Regions from separate parts of the Homo sapiens genome. Here region 2 is linked to region 1. A link is a loop called in an ENCODE intact Hi-C map of the cell type or tissue named here. Cell type or tissue: tibial artery. All regions are shown on one strand. Each heading gives the region's core, and the rest is flanking DNA. Links, peaks and the distances in the headings are about the cores only.

What was found. A loop is a pair of places that touch in the nucleus more often than their neighbours do. Peaks named below come from ENCODE experiments on the same cell type or tissue, not always from the same donor. Only the 100,000 strongest peaks of a DNase experiment are listed, where the experiment ranks them.
Region 2: it touches region 1 in a loop (6-fold over the local background); 1 of 110 quality-filtered maps calls a loop at or near these places.

The regions. Positions count from the first base shown.
Region 1 is chr1:55,936,614-55,953,369 of GRCh38, forward strand. LINC01753 (long intergenic non-protein coding RNA 1753) reads right to left here and starts at 8,350. Exons shown (of 3, transcript NR_147162.1): 1 at 8,303-8,350. It overlaps LINC01755 (long intergenic non-protein coding RNA 1755), which reads left to right and starts at 8,474. Exons shown (of 2, transcript NR_147161.1): 1 at 8,474-8,639; 2 at 13,220-13,506. It also overlaps the pseudogene PIGQP1. In tibial artery, for the core only: no CTCF peak of the experiment used is centred there; DNase peaks (open chromatin) are centred at 1,623 and 2,463.
Region 2 is chr1:56,431,704-56,434,203 of GRCh38, forward strand. The region is part of intron 1 of LOC124904185 (a long non-coding RNA gene); the gene reads right to left. Among named protein-coding and RNA genes, the nearest start is that of LINC01767, 18 kb to the left of the region's middle. In tibial artery, for the core only: no CTCF peak of the experiment used is centred there; a DNase peak (open chromatin) is centred at 954.

The DNA.
Region 1 (16,756 bases), core at 1,107-3,606:
ATTTGTTGGTTGGTTTGTTTGGAGACAGGATCTTGCTCTTGCACCCAGGCTAGCCGGCTAGACTGCAGTGGTGCTATCACAGCTCACTGCAGCCTTGAACTCCTGTGCTCAAGCAATCTTCTCACCTCAGCCTCCCAAGTAGCTGGGACTACAGGCATGCACCACCATATCCTGCTTATTTTCAATTTTTTTGTAGAGATGGGGTCTCACTATGTTGCCCAGGTTGGTCTCAAACTCCAGCCTCAAGTGATCCTCCCACCTTGGCCTCCCCAAATACGGGGATTACAAACTTCAGCCACTGCATCTGGCCTAAATTCACTGTGATTTTTAAATGAGCTGATTTGTGCAAATTCTCTAAATTAGTACCTGGTACATAAAAAGCTCTCAATAAGTGTGAGAAATTAGTAAATATTAATGATGCCTTCAAGATTAACATATGCCACATGTGTCCAGGCTCTCTGTGTTGGTCCACATTAAGGACTTTCCTAAAGGCAAGTCCCCCTTTGTTTGGTATATGGTATCCTGTATCTCAGACTTTTTTCACTATGCATAATAGAGTTCTTTCTACCTGCAACATACACTTGGACAGAATATATTTAGAAGTTTAAGATATGAAGTTACTTAACAGCATTTTCTAACAGTGACATGAAACTGCCAAGGCCCTGTCCCATCTCCTTTCACCCTGCTTACTATGGCTGGGGTCAAGCAGCATCATTTCCTCTTTGAAGGCACTGAGACATCCCCAACAGGATTTCTGACTCAGTGGCAAAGGCCCCATTTGGATATTGGACCCCAATCTGAATTGTGCAGCTTCATTTCCTAGAGAAGCCAAATTATTAATTTCATGATATAGGTAGTGATATAGAGGCTTTGTTTTCTTAAAAATTCTTATTCTTTAACATCTGGGAGGCTTTACATTCACAGCAAAAATAAAAAGGTGGATTCATGATCCATCCCTGCAGGATGTTGGGCTAGTGGGGACTCTCCTAGGCCCCATCAGTGTCTGCTCTCCCAACTGGGTGCAAAGGGTCCTTGTGGCCTGCAGCAAAGGAGCTGGTGGGCAGGAGTAGACAGTGCAAGTGCCCCTGAGAGATGGACAGGGAGCACAGCCTCCTTCTGTCTCCAGCACATCTCAAAGATGTCCAACTCAAAAATGACAAACTGCATGGGACACCATTGGGCATCTTCAGGCTTCCCTGCTCCTGGGGATCATGGTGTTCACACAGGCACATCCCACACTCACTTCCGCTCACACCCACACCCAGATTCTACTGACTCTGGCAAACAGATGCAGGCTAAATGCTAGGACCACCTCCCCACAGCTGCTCACACCTTCCCAGGAGGGCTTGTCTCTTGCACCTGGGAAGTGACCTATTTCCTCTAGAGCTAACCAGGGCAGATGGACAACTTGGCCAAGGGCCCTGTTCCCACAAGGACAGAGGGTGGGCAGGCACTTGGCTGCTAACAGAGCAGCCCTGGTCGCCCCATATGGGCTGACTTCAAGCAAAGGGACACCCCCATGACCTGTCAGCAGCTTCTTCTGCAATCATCTCTCCAGGGTCCATCAAGGAGTAAACTCAGTGCAATGCAGGGCATGAGGGTCACTAGTGCTGGCCTCCTGGAGGGCTCTGGCTCACTGGGCCAGATGGTTTGGTCTTGGCTTGGGGTCAGTGGCTGCTTCTTTCCCCAAGATCCACTGGCAATTGCTCTGTTGAGACAGCTGGAAGGCATCGGGGACCCAGGAGTGTATCCTGCAGAAAAACTCCCAAAGAAGAGGATACTTGGGGTCAGAGTCTCAAGGAATGCAGAGTGCATCCTGGGTAGAACCTCCACTGAAGCCTGACAGGGTCAGGTGCTGGGAAGCAGCCAAGGAGGCCTGGAAGCACGCCCCACTGGAAATGGGTATTGTGGGCAGAGGCCAAGGCTCTGCAAACCTCTCTCTCCCAGAATCTGGAAGAGACGATCCCAGCTCTGCTGGGAGGGAGGATGGATGAGGCTCTTGGGCAGGCCTAGTGGTTTAGGGATAGCAGCTTAACAGTGTGGTGATCACAACTTCAGGAGGCAGGTCCCAAGGCAACAAGTGCTAGTGACAGAGAGCAGGCCTGCTGACCTGGCTGGCAGCTCGTGCCTCCTGCTCACTCTCCCCGCAACCTGGGAACCAGAAGGAAGAGTGTGACAGGCAGGGCTCAGGCAGCACCTGCGAAATCCCTGGAGAACTGGGGACAGAGAAGACAAAGAGCAGGGCCTGCTCACACACATAAAGGAACACACACTGCAGTGCCCAGCCTGCCACTGTAGCAGCCGTGTGCTGCCCCAGCAGTTAATGCCACCCTGGAAGAGTGGAGAGCTGACCAGGACCTTGGCCTTCTTTGACTCCAGGGGTATATCAGCTCCGAGAAGAGGAGCTGGCCACACAGGGAGCCCCGGGAGTGCTTGGGTTGGCAGCACAGCTGGGGGTGGTAGGTGTGCACCATTGGCTATAGGCCCTAGGGCTGTCAGGCCACAGGATGTTCTGGATAAAGGAGGGTATGGGGTGGATGTAGCTGATCCACAGGTGGATGTGGTGAAGGAAGATGGCTCGCAGCACCTGTTTCAGTGCTGCGTTCCACCTGAGCCCGGCAGGGGTGCCCATTATCCACTCCAGCAGATTTGGAAGTTACCCCGCCACAAGGTAATAAGCTTGTCTCTTATATTCCTTCTTATAACTATTATTTTTTTCTCTTTTGTAATTGCCTCGGCTTGAGTAATAAATATGGGCTCTAAAAGTGTAAACATACAAACAACAGGTGGAGTATCTGAGAAATCCAGTTAATTCTTTCCTGAGGATTGGGACAGAGTTTTAGTGTAGGCAGCTCCTGCTTTTATCCCTTCTTGGTGCCTTGGCCTCAGTCACGTTGCCTTCCTCCACAGGCTTCTGCTAATTGACACTACTGTCTATAATTCTGCCGTGGGTACCTTAACTGAGAGTGCCTTTTGATTCTTCTGGGGAAATTCATCTACACCATTTCCTTAGACTTCTCAATCATTTCCTCATACTATAAGTAACACCATTTTAGAAAAGGAAAACAGTTTTCCCATTCTTCATCATGACATCCATTATTGGCACCTGTTACGTTTTATCATAGCTCTGAAATTCCTAAACTTCCTCAAGTTCATGGTACTTAGTGTCTCAGTAATTCCTTCATGGCATGCCTAGGCTTAAAGAAATACCTAATAATTCTGTTTATTAAGTAGTTAGTACAAAACAACTTGTTATAATAAGCATTATATTATATTATATATATTATATATGAAAAAATATATTCTGAAATAACCACACTAACTGTATTTGTTTGCTATGGCTTTGTATTAGTCAGGGTTCTCCAAGGAGACTATGTATATAAAATAAGAATTGGCTTGCACATTTTGGAGGCTGACAAGACTTAAGATCTGCAATCAGCAAGCTGCAGACCCGGGAGAGAGGATAGTATCATTCCTGTCCAAGTCCATGAACTAGGAGAGCCAGTGATGTAAGTTCTAATCCAAGTCTTGAGTCCAAAGGCAGGAGAAGATCAAGGTGCCAGCTCAAACAGTTAGGGAACAGTTAGGGAGAGAGAATAAATTCTTTTTACCCATCATTTTATTCTCTTCAGGCTTTCAACAGATTGGACAAGGCCCACCCACATTAAGAAGGGCAATCTGCTTTCCTCAGTCCGCCAATTCAAATGTCAGTCTCACTCAGAAACACCCTCACAGGCAAACTCAGACAATATTTAGTCAAGTATCTGTGCACTCGATGACCCAGTCAAGTTGACTCATAAAATTAGCCATCACTCGTTTTGATGTTAATAAAATATCCCAGACTGGGTGGCTTAAACAGCAAAAAAAATTGTTTTCTCACAGTTATGGTGGCTAGAAGTACAAGATGAAGGTGTTGACAGCTTTGATTTCTGCTGAGGCCTCTTTCCTTGGCTTGCAGATGGCCACCTTCTCACTGTGTTTCCACATGGTCTTTCCTCTGTGCGTGAGCATCCCTGGGGTCTCTCTGTGTGTTCAAATTTTCTCTTCTTATAAGGACACCAGTCGGATTAGATTAGGGCCCACCTAATGGCCTCATTTTAATTTAACCACCTCCCTAATGGCCTTATCTTCAAATATAGTCACATTTTGAGGTACTAGGGTTACGATTTCAACATATGACTTTGAAGGTGGGGAGACCCAAGTCAACCAATAACACTTACTAACGGGGTTTGTGGGCCCATTTGCCATTGTACATTTTCTCATACCTTGGAATCACATTCATCACTGCCACCCTCACATTGAATTTTATACAATACAAGCTTGGCATCACAGTAGCTGCCAAAAACCCATTTTCACAAAGGTGTAACATCATCAAATGGAGTGAAGCATTATCTAATATTGAGACTCACCTAATGGAAACGATCACAAGCTAATACTTTGCAAATGTCAATCATCACTGTGTTTTCCTTTAAAATGTGGGATATCTTGAGGTGTCCCTATGACTTGTGGTGCCAAGAACACCTTACCACACAGTTTGAGAACCATAACAATAGGTAACTTACATATTTATCACGTTGGTCTTCCCACTAACTTCCAGTTTAGTATTGTCCATTTAACTATTTATAAGAGGAGAAAACTGAGGCTAAGGCTGGCTATGTAATTTTACCAAGGTAACACAGTTAATAAATACTAGAATCAGGTCTACTACTCAGTTTTCCAGCACTGCTACTGGCGTAGAGATAAATACTTATATTTACATTGAAAAAATATATACTTAAATAATCACACTTACTGTATTTGTTTGCTTTGGTTATGTATTAGTCCAGGTTCTTCAAATAGGCCATACAAAACTGGGAGTTATTGGGAAGAACAAACGTGATAAATGTGAAAAACTGGGTTGCTCCTAACAACATAGACGTTTGTTAATATAATGCACATACATTGAAAAAATGTATACTTAAATAATCACACTTACTGTATTTGTTTGCTTTGGTTATGTATTATCCAGGTTCTTCAAACAGACCACACAAAACTGGGAGTTATTGGGAAGAACAAACGTGATAAATATGAAAAACTGGGGTGCATAGTGTTGCTTAGTATTCTACATTCAGTCCCACCTCCTTTTAGTGTATCAGTCCTTCCTGCATGTCAGAAAGCTATAAAGTTAAAAGACATTTTTTTCCAGGCTTTTTTGCAGCTGGGGCTCAGGAGACCAATTAGTATTTTTCTTTTTTTTTTAAATTTTATTATTATTATACTTTAAGTTTTAGGGTACATGTGCACAATGTGCAGGTTAGTTACATATGTATACATGTGCCATGCTGGTGTGCTGCACCCATTAGCTTGTCATTTAGCATTAGGTATATCTCCTAATGCTATCCCTCCCCCCTCCCCCCACCCCACAACAGTCCCCAGAGTGTGATGTTCCCCTTCCTGTGTCCATGTGTTCTCATTGTTCAATTCCCACCTATGAGTGAGAATATGCGGTGTTTGGTTTTTTGTTCTTGCGATAGTTTACTGAGAATGATGATTTCCAATTTCATCCAAGTCCCTACAAAGGACATGAACTCATCATTTTTTATGGCTGCATAGTATTCCATGGTGTATATGTGCCACATTTTCTTAATCCAGTCTATCATTGTTGGACATTTGGGTTGGTTCCAAGTCTTTGCTATTGTGAATAATGCCACAATAAACATACGTGTGCATGTGTCTTTATAGCAGCATGATCTATAGTCCTTTGGGTATATACCCAGTAATGGGATGGCTGGGTCAAATGGTATTTCTAGTTCTAGATCCCTGAGGAATCGCCACACTGACTTCCACAATGGTTGAACTAGTTTACAGTCCCACCAACAGTGTAAAAGTGTTCCTATTTCTCCACATCCTCTCCAGCACTTGTTGTTTCCTGACTTTTTAATGATTGCCGTTCTAACTGGTGTGAGATAGTATCTCATTGTGGTTTTGATTTGCATTTCTCTGATGGCCAGTGATGGTGAGCATTTTTTCATGTGTTTTTTGGTTGCATGAATGTCTTCTTTTGAGAAGTGTCTGTTCATGTCCTTTGCCCACTTTTTGATGGGGTTGTTTGTTTTTTTCTTGTAAATTTGTTTGAGTTCATTGTAGATTCTGGATATTAGCCCTTTGTCAGATGAATAGGTTGCACTCACATTGAGATTTTTAAGATGGGAATAAGGTGGAGGTTATTGTCCTGTTTGAGACTTGGACAATTTTTCTGCAGTGGCATCCCAGCAACTGGACTTCAGGCTTACATGTCAAGTCACAGCACTGAGTAGATTCAGTGTTCACTTCCCAGTTACCAAATCTGTGAAGGTTGAGAGCATTTGTGATGACAGCAGCAGATGCCTCCTAATCTGGCTTATTGATCCTTGGCTGTAACCACTGAGGGATGTTCTTAAACTCAAGAGTTCCAGTGGCTGTCTCCTAATTTCCCACATTTTGGACTGCGGCAGAAACAGAAGCTGTCCAGTGTGTGCGTGCATGTGTGTGTGTGTGTGTGTGTGTGTGTGTGTGTGGAGGGGGGTGGTGGCTGGAATCATTCTTGTGATATTCTGGGACATTTTTTGAAGACTCAGCTATTTTCCACATTTTAAGCCCTTAGAACACTTTAGAAAGCCTGAATTCCCTGTTAAAAGATCCTTAAGATACCTTGAGTGATACATGTTTTCTATATGTAAGTTTGGATGATACATTGTAATATGTTAATAACTTAAGAGAGAAAAGCCACTACTTTTGTATTAGAGAAATAGGAAATATAATAGTACATTTCAGCCATCATGACCTGTATGTTTAGAAGGCTCAGGAATTAATGGGCTACTTTCCATTTCTGCTATTAGGATTCATTAAACAGTTAAATGGTTTAGGTGGATCATTTCAAAAATAGACTTTTCTGTATTCTCCCCATTAGCTTTATTTTTGAAGATATAGTCCCACATATATTTCTTGGGAAATACACACACACACACACACACACACACACACACACAACCCTTTAGATGACAGACAATATAACTGAAACTTTTATTTTACCAAGAACATGAGGAAAGAAAGACATGCTATTTTAACACAAATATAAATAGATTCAATAAATCAAACTTGGCAGAGTATCAAAAGAGAAAATCAATTCTGATAATCCTAACTGTAGAGAATTCCCTAGAACTTCAATATGGTCCTGAATTTGGGAAAGTATTTCTCCTAAAGGACTAGTCCCAGCTAAAAGAATTGAGTTGTGCCTTGGTAACTGTTCCCATCAAAGCATGAGGCAGCCTCTGTTTAATAGCCAGTCTGAATGTCACTGAGGCCCAAGCTTGCCTTGTAAACCAGAGAAAGGAAGCAGAGATGTTGTGTGCTCTGAGGTCAGTGGTATCAGTAAGCACCCTGGCAGGCACACGCAAAGGGATAATTGAAAAGGGTTTAATCAAAGGCCCGTTTACAGTTAAGGTCAGGGATAGGGGAACCAACATGGGATGGAGAAAGACTAAGGGGCTAGCAATGGGGGAAGTCATTACTGCCTCTAGTACCGAATGGGCAATACCTGGAACAGCGTGAGCAGTGTAGCCTTGGAAAAGGGTGCACCTGGCAGGAGCTGTAGCCAAAAATGGAGAAAGGCAGCTACTGCTAAACCAGCAGGGCAGCCTAGCTGGCAAAGATAAGAACAAACGTTTCCAAAGCCCATCGTGCCTGGGAAATGTTTCTGATTTCGTAGTAAAACAAAAAACCCTGGATTCCGTGTGACATACTCATTAGGTGTTCTTGGAAATGTTATTTAAATGTTCTGAGGTAGGCTTCTTAGCTTAAAATGGGAATAATAATGTCAAGGATGTCATCAGGGTCAAAGAAAATAGTATATCTGAGAGTTATTCAAAAACTACAAGACAGTGAAATTCCACTCATTTTATCATCATTATTATTATAATCATTGTTAGTATTATAACCTTCAGAGACGCCCATTGATTTTAAAACATTATTTCAACAAGCCATCTTATGACAAATATATGATTTTTCTATGTGCCAGAATATTTCAAAGCTTCACCACTGCTGTCTACCAATATATAAATAGCAGGGCTACAGAGAACTATTAGTACAGTGAAGTTTTCAGAGAGTAAATAGGATACTGTAAGCTTAAAGGAAATGGAGAAAACACAAGTGGCAAGCCTTCTTAGATTTGGTATTCAGGAAAATCTGAAATTTGGAATGTGAGAAGTTGGAGACATGGTCATTCAGACAGTCATTAAACCTAAGGTATCAATATGGCAAACCTATTTCCACCTCATGCACCTACCTCATGTGCCCATGGCACACTGCAGAGCGCAGAGATAATATCAGAACCCAGATCACATTGGAGCTGAGAGAAAACATTAGAATCTTCCTTAATATAGCATTCCAGGCAGATACTGGTAATTAACTGGAGGCAGGAGAGGCGGCACATGAGATGAATCATACTGATTATAACTGGACGCTCAACAGATAGGCAGTATATTGAAATTGACTGAACACTTGGATATTTGTTTGGGCCTCACAGTTTTTAAAGGATTCTGATAAAACAGAAAGTCCAGAAAAGAGCAATCAGTATAGTTGAAAGACCTGGTTATGTTTTCCAGAAAAATGAGAAGACTTGGGTAAGGATAAGAGTAAACTCTTCCAAGTATCTGCAGGGCTATATGCTAAAGAGGGGGTAGATAAGTCCATTGCGAAGTAACTAGAGTTTATGGGTAGAAGTGTCTAAGAGACCTTTATCAGATGTTTAGCATTTAGAGCTAACCAATAATAAAAATGTAGCCTTCCAACATACTAAATTCAGTTGAATCTGGGTGAACCTCTATCAGGGGTGTTTTCAAATAAAATAATTCCTGATTTAGGAGAGTGGGTAAGCTAGATGACTATTAATATCCATTCCACGTGTATATTTCCACAGCCCTAGGTCTTTTTGAGTGCTCAGAGGTGCTTACCAGTTCTCAGAGGGCAGCTGTAAAGGAAAGCTGTATTGGTTCACTTGGGAATCTTCAGATGGGTATAGAATTGGCAAAGTCCCACATAATCCATTTGCCAGCTTTATTTTACAATGTGTTAGCCAGACCTCCCCTAGCCAATATTTTTTGCCCCAGAAGGGAAAGCCCACAATACAGTAAATTACTGATGATGCTGCCAAAAAGGAATTTCACTCTCAGATCAAATTTGGATTAAATGTAGTAAATCCAGGGCATTAGTTTTTAATAATCAAAAAGTTCTGTCAATATGCTTTAAAAGAATAAAATTCCTTCTTTTAAAGGTCCTTTTGATGTAACACTTGAAAGCTGAGATGCAATCAATCATTAACAATGTTTAATATTCTCTACCTTCTAGAAATACAATACAGTCAAGGTGCTGAGGTGTAAAAACTGGCCAAAGCTCAATGCTCATATAAGATGAAACCACTTTTGAAGTATCATTTTCTTACCCACATTCAATTTAGTCATTTCTTCAGTATATCACCTTTATCCATCACTACTTATTTGAACTTAAAGATTTTACCTGATACTTGGGTCTCTAGGTACATGTAGGGGAAAGGAAACATGGTGTAATATCCACAAGAAAAGCAAAGATTAGATTTCTCAATTTAACCTGGCAGCAAAATAGGACTTAGATATCTTGGAATGGAATAGCTAGACATTTATTTAAATTCAAGCAAATGAATCTCAGCAATGCTGCCACTTTTGGGTGGCCAACCTGAAGACAGGAATTCTGTCTTATTTTTCTCTATTTCCTTAACTCTCAGCCCAGTGCTCAAAACATAATGGCAGTCAATATGTATATAGTGAATTGAATAAAATGCAAACTACAAAGTCCTCCCTTCTCAGAGTATTCAATATATGGAATTATCCTTATTTTGTTGTGGTTGTTTTCTAATATGTCTGTCTCCCACACTAGCCTGTGAGCATTGATAGCCCCAAAGAATGATCACTTATGTCACTGTTCCCAGTGTCTAAGTCAGAGCCTGGTGGGCATTCATATGTTCGTTGAATAAATGCTTTCCTCAATGAGTTTATACTCACACACTCAAACAGGCTTTACAGATGAACAGCACTGGTTAGTAGGAAAAACAATGGCTTTCAGAGTGGCTGGAGCCAGCCTAAAGAGTCTTAAATCAACTATTTACTAACCATTTACCCTACAGAAAGATACTTATCCTTTCTGATCTTCAACATCCTCCTCTGTAAAATAGGGAGAATAGCGGTTTAAATATGTGATGTTTATTATTTATAAAACACTTTCATGCATATATTAATTATCATTAGTGTTCATTTTCCCAGTTATATACAGATGTACCATAGGGAAAACAATCATATGACAATTAAGAGGCTTTGGAGTCAGGTTTCCTGGTTTGAAACCCAGACTCAAATTTAGTAGATATATCACTTTAGGAAACTTTATCATCACCTCTGTGCCTCAAGTTTCTCTTCTATAAAATAGAGATACCAATAATACCCACTTCATAGATTGTTCGGGAGTAAAATTTTGTTTTGCATGTGAAGTGCAAAGAACAATATCTGTGTACATAGTACACAGAAAATGCAGTGATTTTTTTTGCATCTTTCTCTTCCTTTATATTGCACATAGAAGTCCTCGAGTATTATCTAGCCCAACATGTAGCAGTTCAAAGCAGAAATCTCCTTCTTATTCTATTCTGACTACATTTTAAAATTATATGATATTGATTCATCTCATCTTCTTTATTAACTTGCTGAGGTCCACAACTAAATTTCCAATTCCTCTTTTACTACAACACTTTTCAGAATCCCAATCCCTCAGTCTCAATGCTGGCCCTGAAACCTAACCCCACTATGGTGAGTTCTATCTCAGTTCATGTTTCCTCCACTTTTCCAGTCACTGATTAAATATTTCAAAATCATTTCCACCTCTTTTTTTTCCTCCCTAACCAATTTTTATCTCAGAATCTTAGTCTTTCTCCATTGTGTTTTCCAAATTCCTTCTTTCTGCTCTATTCTGCTAGTGGCACCCCAGCTCAGATTCATATCATAAACCTAGGCTATTGCATCAGCTTCCTAACTGATCTTTCAGCTTGTAATCCCTCCGTCTCATCTTTCACACCATGGCAAGGCCAATCTTTCCAAAGCACCACTCAGATGTTATGGCTCCCTCCTCAATACAGTAGTGCTCCAGGTTGTTGCCAATGTAAGGGTGAAACTCTTCCTGTTGACATCCATAGCTCCCCTCATCTGTACCCCTTTATCTCTCTAGGACTAAACTTCCAATAAAGGATGTGGGAAAAGTACTAATATTTATTTTATAGACTATTTAAGTGAGGAACTATGCTACACACTTTTGCAATTAAAATGTCATCTCATGCTTCCCACTCCATACTGATTCTCATATATTCATTTGCCCAGCACATGGCTTCCTATAAATGTGAGAACTGCTGCAAGCCACTTTACTTTCAGCAAACTCTACCAGACTTCACTCCTCATTACCCTTTGTGTATCTCCTCTCTACTGGCTGTCACTTTTACCTGTCATATCACCTTCGGATCCTGCCTCCATTTCCTTACTGTGACCCATTGGATCAGCAACAGAGTTTCACATTACTCAAAGGGGCTATGATCTGACATTCCCTTAAGGTAGTCCTTTCATGAACTGTTTCTGGACTCCAAACATAAAAATTACTGGCAACAGGTGCCTCTTTGAATCTTCTGGAACATTGCTAAAGCCAGATGCACATTCAGATTTCTACAAAAGCAATATGAAGTGGGCATTATTACCCCATTTCTCCCAATAAGAAAACCAAGCCTTAAGACAATTAAGTAGCTTGTTCAAGGACACACAGCTAGTGAGTGTCAGATCTAGAACTGGAACCCAGGTGCCTCGAGATAAAATCCTGTGTTATTTTCTAAGTACATGTTTCTTGCGCATATAATAAAATAGGTTACTTTCTTCTATGTACTTACATACTTCAGTACTAACAAACAAACAAAATATCTATTAGGTATGGTGGTAGAAATTATTTTCTGTACCACTCTCCATTCCTAAGTCTTTTGGAATGATACAAACTCTCTGACATCTCAGAATACAGCAGAAATTGCCTTCCTGCACTTTGAAGGCAGCAGGACATAGAGAAAGTGAAAAGACTTATGAACCAGACTAGACAAATCACAATGGACTGACTTGATGGCCTTGAGCAAGTTATTAACTCCCTGGAGGCATTTTCTTATGTAGAAAATGAGAATAATATGTCTTATTTCACTGAGTGGTAAGGAATGAAAACCATATTTTAAACACCTGGGCAAATTGACAAATGTTAACTCACCGTCTCTTCCATTCCATAAATGACTATCTCCTTTTGCTGCCAATAATGAATATATTTTTAAGAAGGAACTTACTCTACCCATATAATTCTAAATCTTCCAATTATAGTCTTCCAAAGAAGACTGAATTCTTCTTTGTTTGTGGGTTAATGTCTTTATATAAAATGACATCTATTGGGAAGAAATGTGATCAAATCAAAGACCAATCTAATTCCTTTTTGTAGATTCATTAAATTATTTAGAGAAGGGAAGAACCCACTAGCTGCCAAAACCTTGAATGGAAGCATAATTTCAAACACTAAACTGTCTTACCACATAAAGAGCAATACAATTCTAACCTCAGAGTTATTCAACCTCAGATGGAGAGAAATTAAACAGAAACGAGTTATATAAGTGAGGAGCCCCATACCAGTTTACAATATTTTCCAGGAATTTATTTATAACAGTCATGGAAAAAATATTGAGCTTCTATTTTGACCTTAATAGTGTATGTGGCAGAGCACCTTACAAAGTTTTCTGATTGGTTTTTACTGTTATTTTATTGTAAAATCTGTGTTTTATCAAATTTTCATGATCAACAAGATTCAGAAGGGCCCTTAGTCATAATCTCAGGCAATATCCCACTCATGTAGGCATCTCATCCTCAGAATCCAAGGGCTGAATAACTACCTCCTACTGGAGAGAAGAGAAAGAGAGGGAAGAGAGAATAAAAAATGACAATAAGTGCTTAGGAAACATCCTACCACACAGGGTTATTAATAATAGTAAATGAGGTTACAGTACTCTTTATTCATCTAGATGTTAATTTCTTTGGGAAAGCCGACATTGAATTTAGTTCTAACAACACTTTTCTAAATTATACTCCTTTGTAAGTTCTTTCTTTCTCTGCCTTTCTGCTAGGATTCCAGGTCTGCACCTGCTTCTCCTCTGATTCTTCTTTACCAGCTATCCATATTTACTCCATCCTGATGAGCTTCAGCTACCACTCTCGAAGTGTGATTCTTAAATCTCTATCTGCAGTTCAGAACTCTTCTGAATACCAGAAACCATAGGTCCAATTGATTGTTGACCATTGCCATCTGGCATTAAACAGGACTTCAAGCATAAATCCAAAACTGAACTCATCAGATTTATCCCAAAGCTCTTTTTCCCCTTGACAATTAGTCAAATAAAAATATAAACCACAAGTGTCTACTTATAGTTTTTATTTTAACATACCCAAGTTCTGGAGTGAAACTGAAAAATTCAATGCATCATTAAAGGAAATAAGAATTCTCAAAAAGCATCTGTCACTACCAAACACCTAGAGTCTGATTAATTTACAACAATCATTTTCCTTTTTAAAAAAGAAAGTTTTCTGAAGTATAATTTATGTGTAAATGACTTTCTTTTCCAAGACATAAGGGAAGAACAGGGAACATATTTACTATCCTCTATTAAAAAATTTTAATTCCAGAAAAATATATTAAAAAGTGAGTTTTAGGCATTGAACAACAAGCAGCAAAAGACTAAGAGAAGGAAATCAAACAAGGTGGGTTCTATGATTGCCCAACTTACAGCCTAGAATTGCAAAGCATGTAGGGAAAACTCAAGTAGATCATGTCTACTTGATCAAGTAGATCATATCTGGGGACGTAAAAGGTGACTAATCTTCATAGATACAGTACCAGAGTGGAGGGAGGTACACACACACACACACACACACACACACACACACACACACAGGTAGAGAGAGTGACCATGAGCATGCTTCAGAGATCTCCAGAGAGGTCCTCCAGATGTTTGACTAAGTACTAATTTATGCATACATGAAAGGAAACAACCCAAATCTAGAAAGAACCATTGGAAATTAGTAAACCAAAAAATTTCCAGAGCTTTCAGAGGGCTGAAGTGGTTTGTGTGACAACCAACCCAAGTGGAAAGACATTGTAATAGAGCATCAGGTCAAATTACCAGAAGACAATCACCATGGTAGTGGGGTTAAACTAGTTCTAGACTTACAGCTACTCTTGACATGCCTTAACAAAGCTTAAAAGCAAACATCAAAAGGATTCAATTGATTCCAAATTACTGCATGCCAGAACAACATCCAATACTATGTAAAGGAATACTACAAAACTCAGCACCCAACAATGTAAAATCACAATGTCTGGCTATGATGGTTAATATTGAGTGTCAATTTGATTGCACTGAAGGATGCAAATTATGGTCCTTGGTTGGGTCTGTGAGGGTGTTGCTACAGGAGATTAACATTTGAGTCAGTGGACTAAGAAAGACAGACCTACCCTTGTTTTGGGTGGGCAACATCTAATCAGCTGCCAGCACAGCTGGAATAAAACAGGCAGAAGAAAGTGGAATAAACAGACTTGCTAAGTCTTCCAGTCTTCATCTTTCTGCTGTGCTGCCCTTGAACGTCAGACTCCAAGTACTTCAGCTTTTGGACTCTTGGACTTACACCAGTGGTTTGCCAGGGCTCTTGGGCCTTTGGCCACAGAGTAAAGGCTGCACTGTCGGCTTCCCTAATTTTGAGGTTTTGGGACTTGGACTGGCTTCTCTGCTCCTCGGCTTGCAGATGGCCTATTGTGGGACTTCATCATGTGATTGTGTGAGTCAATTCTCCACAATAAACTCCCCTTTATATATACCTCTATCCTATTAGTTCTGTCCCTCTAGAGAATGCTGACTAATACACTGACATTCAATACAAAATTAACAGGATATTATAGACCATAATCTGGAAAAAATTAATAGAAACAGACCTTAAATGACAAAAATAATAAAACTATCAGACCAAAAATATGTTGAAATGTTTCATCTTTTCAAGAAGAAAGTGAAAACATAAACAGAATAAGAAGAAAAAATGCAAGATATAAAAATAAGGCGCAAGTGGAATTTCTAGAAAAAAAATACAATGAAACTAAAATAGAAAATAAACAGATTGACTCCTGAAAAAGAAAAATTAACTTGAAGATATAACGGTAGAAATTGCCCAAAATGAAATACATAAAAGCAAAAGAAGCATAAACAGAGCATTAGGACAGAACAAAGAAAATGTTATTCAAAAAAAGTTATTGCTTTAAAAATTTATACCAACAAAGCAGTATAAAATTTATATGTAGAATATCTTCACTATAAGTTAAAGAAAATTCTTTTGGAAAAAGGAAAATGTGGCCAGGTAGATATTCAGATCTACAAAAGGAATGACCCTTAGAAATCTTAAATGTAGACTTTTTCTCCTTAAATCAATTTGTAAAACAAAAATAATATTAAGTTGTAAAATTTGGAATATAGGTAGAAGTAAAATGCATGACAATACCAGAATGAAGTATAAGAAGGGGAAATTGAAGTATACTATTGTAAGATTCTTATACAGTACACAAAGTCACATAATATAATTTGAAGGCGGTTGTAGGTTAAAATAGAAAATCGTAAATCCTAAAGCAACCACTAAACAATGTACCGCAAAAAAAATACAACTATTGAGCCAATAGTGGTGAATAGTAAAATACTAAAAAATAATCCAAGAGGAGGCAGCAAAGAAGATAAAAGGAAATAAGAAATAGAAACAAATAGAAAATAAATAGCAAAATGACCATTTATGCCCACTGTATCAATAATTACATTAAATTTAAATGGCCTAAATACTGTAATTAAAAGGGGGATCATTTTCAAACTAGATTCAAAAAGCAAGACCTGACTCTATGCTTGCCTATAAGAAAGACACTTTCAGTATAAATACATGTATGGTACACATATAAAATAACATCAGAATGACTGAGAGTGTTTCTGCAGGCACCCCAAAAGGGAAGTCAGAGACTCTACTGGGCAGAAAGTGAGAGATCATCAGTGTAGCTTTAACAACAGTGTGATGGTTAATACTGTCAACTTGATTGGATTGAGGGATACAAAGTATTAATCCTGGGTTTGTCTGTGTGGGTGTTGCCAAAAGAGATTAACATTTGAATCAGTGGGCTGGGGAAGGTAGATCCACCCTTAATCTGGTGGGCACAATCTAATCAGCTTCGAGAGAATGTAAAGCAGGCAGAAAAAAGTGAAAAAGAGAGACAGGCCTAGCCTCCCAGCTTACATCTCTGTCCCGTGCTAGATGCTTCCTGCCCTCGAACATCAGACTCCAAGTTCTTCTGTTTTGGGACTCGGACTGGCTTTCCTTGCTCCTCAGCTTGCAGACAGACTATTGTGGAACCTTGTGATGGTGTAAGTTAATACTTAATATTAACTCCCCTTTACACATATATATAGCCTATTAGTTCTGTCCCTCTAACAGAATCCTGACTAATACAAACAGGGACTAGACCTTGTTTCATTACCCCTCTTATAAAACCTTGCATGGATTTTGGCTGGCTACCTTTTTGAATGTGACTCTCTAAAAGATTGGGTTTGTATCTCCCTTCTCTCAGAGATGAAGTAAGGGCATCA
Region 2 (2,500 bases), core at 1-2,500, 490 kb after region 1:
CTAATATGGAGGGTGGGACTACTAGATCAACTGTGGTAAAAAGAATCTAAGGACAAGATACAGTCCTTCATTTGTCCATTCGTTCATTCAACAAGAATCTACTGAGGCACCTTCTGTATGCCAAGTGCTGTCATAGGCAGAGAATTCAGAGATTCATACAAACCCTGCCTCTGGGAGTTTGTACTCCATTGAAACAAGCCCAGGAAAACATCCATTATAAGAGATGGTGCTAAATTCTATATTAAGGATAAACACAAAGAAATTGGAGGTTGGAAAAGGAGCACCTAACACAGGCAGAGATCCTCAAAGCCATCTTCAGATTGCTTAAAAGATGAACAGGAACTTGTGGGTAGAGGAGGTTGGAAAGTACAAGAAGGAGATCAGCATGTGAATAGGGATGAACCCATGAAAGAGCATATCACGTTCCGGAAATATTCTCCACCCAACACTGATCCCCAGGTAGAGGCTCTGGTTTCTGAGCTTTTTCTACTGGCTTGTATTGTTTATTCTGTTCTTTTGAACTCAAGCAGATCTGGGATTGGATCCACCACCTAAGAATGTGAACTCAAGCAAAGGGCTTCATCTCTCTGAGCTTCGGTGACTTTGTCTATAAATCCCCTCAGCCACTGGCGGTAAAGACTAAATGGGACCTCATGTATCAACATGCCTAGCATGATCCTAACACACCAGGAGCTTTCAATGCTCCCTCCCTTCCCCGATGGCCCAGAAAGGCCCAGAAAGCCTAATTCCTTTCAGGGAACCAGAGAGACGAGACAGCACAGGTATAGGGCTTAAGGAGGGCAAGAGTGATTTCTGTGTTGGTGGTGTTTTTAAATGCTAACTGGAACAGGAAAAAAAAAATCAGGTGAGAGAGAAACCACAATGCCTGCCAAGGAGTAGCCTGCATTGTTCGCCCCTGGAAAAGCTGCTGGCTTAGGGCTTTTAAAGCTGGGGAAAGGTCAACCCCTCGCAAAAGAACAAACTGCATGGCCCTGTGACTTCCCTCCTCTAATTCCCATAACTCCCTGTGCTGGTTGCCTCCTCTGGAACGTGGGAAGGTGATCCCTGCCCTGCCAGGGCTGTTTGGGCTGTGTGCTTGTGCTTGCAGGGCTTTGTGGATTGGAAAGTGTAGGCAACCTGATGAAGAGGGTTGTTTCTGTGTGCTTAGCTCTGCCAGCCTGGCCTCCTGACCTCCCATGCTGTTTGCTCAGCGCTACCCATGTACCTTCCCTCAGGTCCTCCTCTACCCACTGCTCCCCCTTCTTGATTTCACCTTCCAAATCCTCCCATCCTTGATAACTGCATTTCCAAGAAGCCCCTGCTGGTGATGTCGGTCTGCACTGACCTCATGCCCTCAAGATGTCTTCAGACTGGATGGCACCATGAGAGTCGCTTTCTTTCTTCTGTGTTTTGTTTTCTTTTCCTGTTGTTTTTTTCTCACCTCTCTCAGCAAGGACCACCTGGTCTCCCACTTCCCCCATATTATCATTCTCAGAGGGCCTCCCCCAATCTGCCCTCACCCCCACCTGTTCCGAATCTAGCCACACTTTCATGCCCCAGTCAAGGCCACTCCATCTGTGTGCACCAACCTGACAATTTCAGTTCCCCAAATGTGCCATGCTCTAGCTTTCCTTCCTCATCTTCCTACTTCAGGTCTCAGTTTAGATGTCACCTCCTTGATCCTCACCTCCAATTCCGCTCAGATGAGGTGCCACTGCTATGAGTTCCCTTGACACCCTGTGTTTCCCCCATGACTGCACTGATTCCTGCTGAAATTAACCAGTCTATGCCTTTCTCCGGCTCTTGCAAGAAACTGTATGTGAGCCAGGGCTTGTCTCTCCCATTCTTTAGAGAGAGATCCCCAGCACTCAGGACAGTGCCTCCCCAGGGCAGCTGCATGAATGGCCTACCGTGGATTATCCTACTCTCTACTGCTTCACCCAGCACCGAACTCATAACAAATGCACAACAGACATTATCATGGACCCATTCTGTCCACAAGCATTTATCCAGTGCCTGCTATGTGTCAGGCCCTGGCCTGGGATAGAATGATAAATAAGACTAAAGTTCCTACTCTCAAGAAGATTCCAGGCTAAAAGAGGCAAGAAACAACTGCAGTATAGGGGATGAAGCCATGAGTAGAGATACAACCTTATTGCTGTAGAAGTACAGGGAAGGAAGCTAAAACTTCATTTAGGAGTATCAAGGAAGGCTTCTCAGAGGAGGTGGCAGTTGATAGGTTCTTTTAGAAAAGGAGTTTTCCAGGTTTAGAAAAGAGGACTGGGGTTGCCAAGGTAGAAGTAGCAGCACGTGCAAAGGTAGGAAAAGAAGAAAAGGACCACTGCATTAGGGGAAGGATGAGAAGCTTGTGGCACGAGATAAGGAGTCCAAGAGGGGAATGTAAACCATGAGGCTGGGGACGAAAGCAGAGCCCAACTGGTAAGGCAGTGGGAAGCCAGGGAGATATTTGAGCACGTGAGTCATGTCTCCAAGTTTGAGT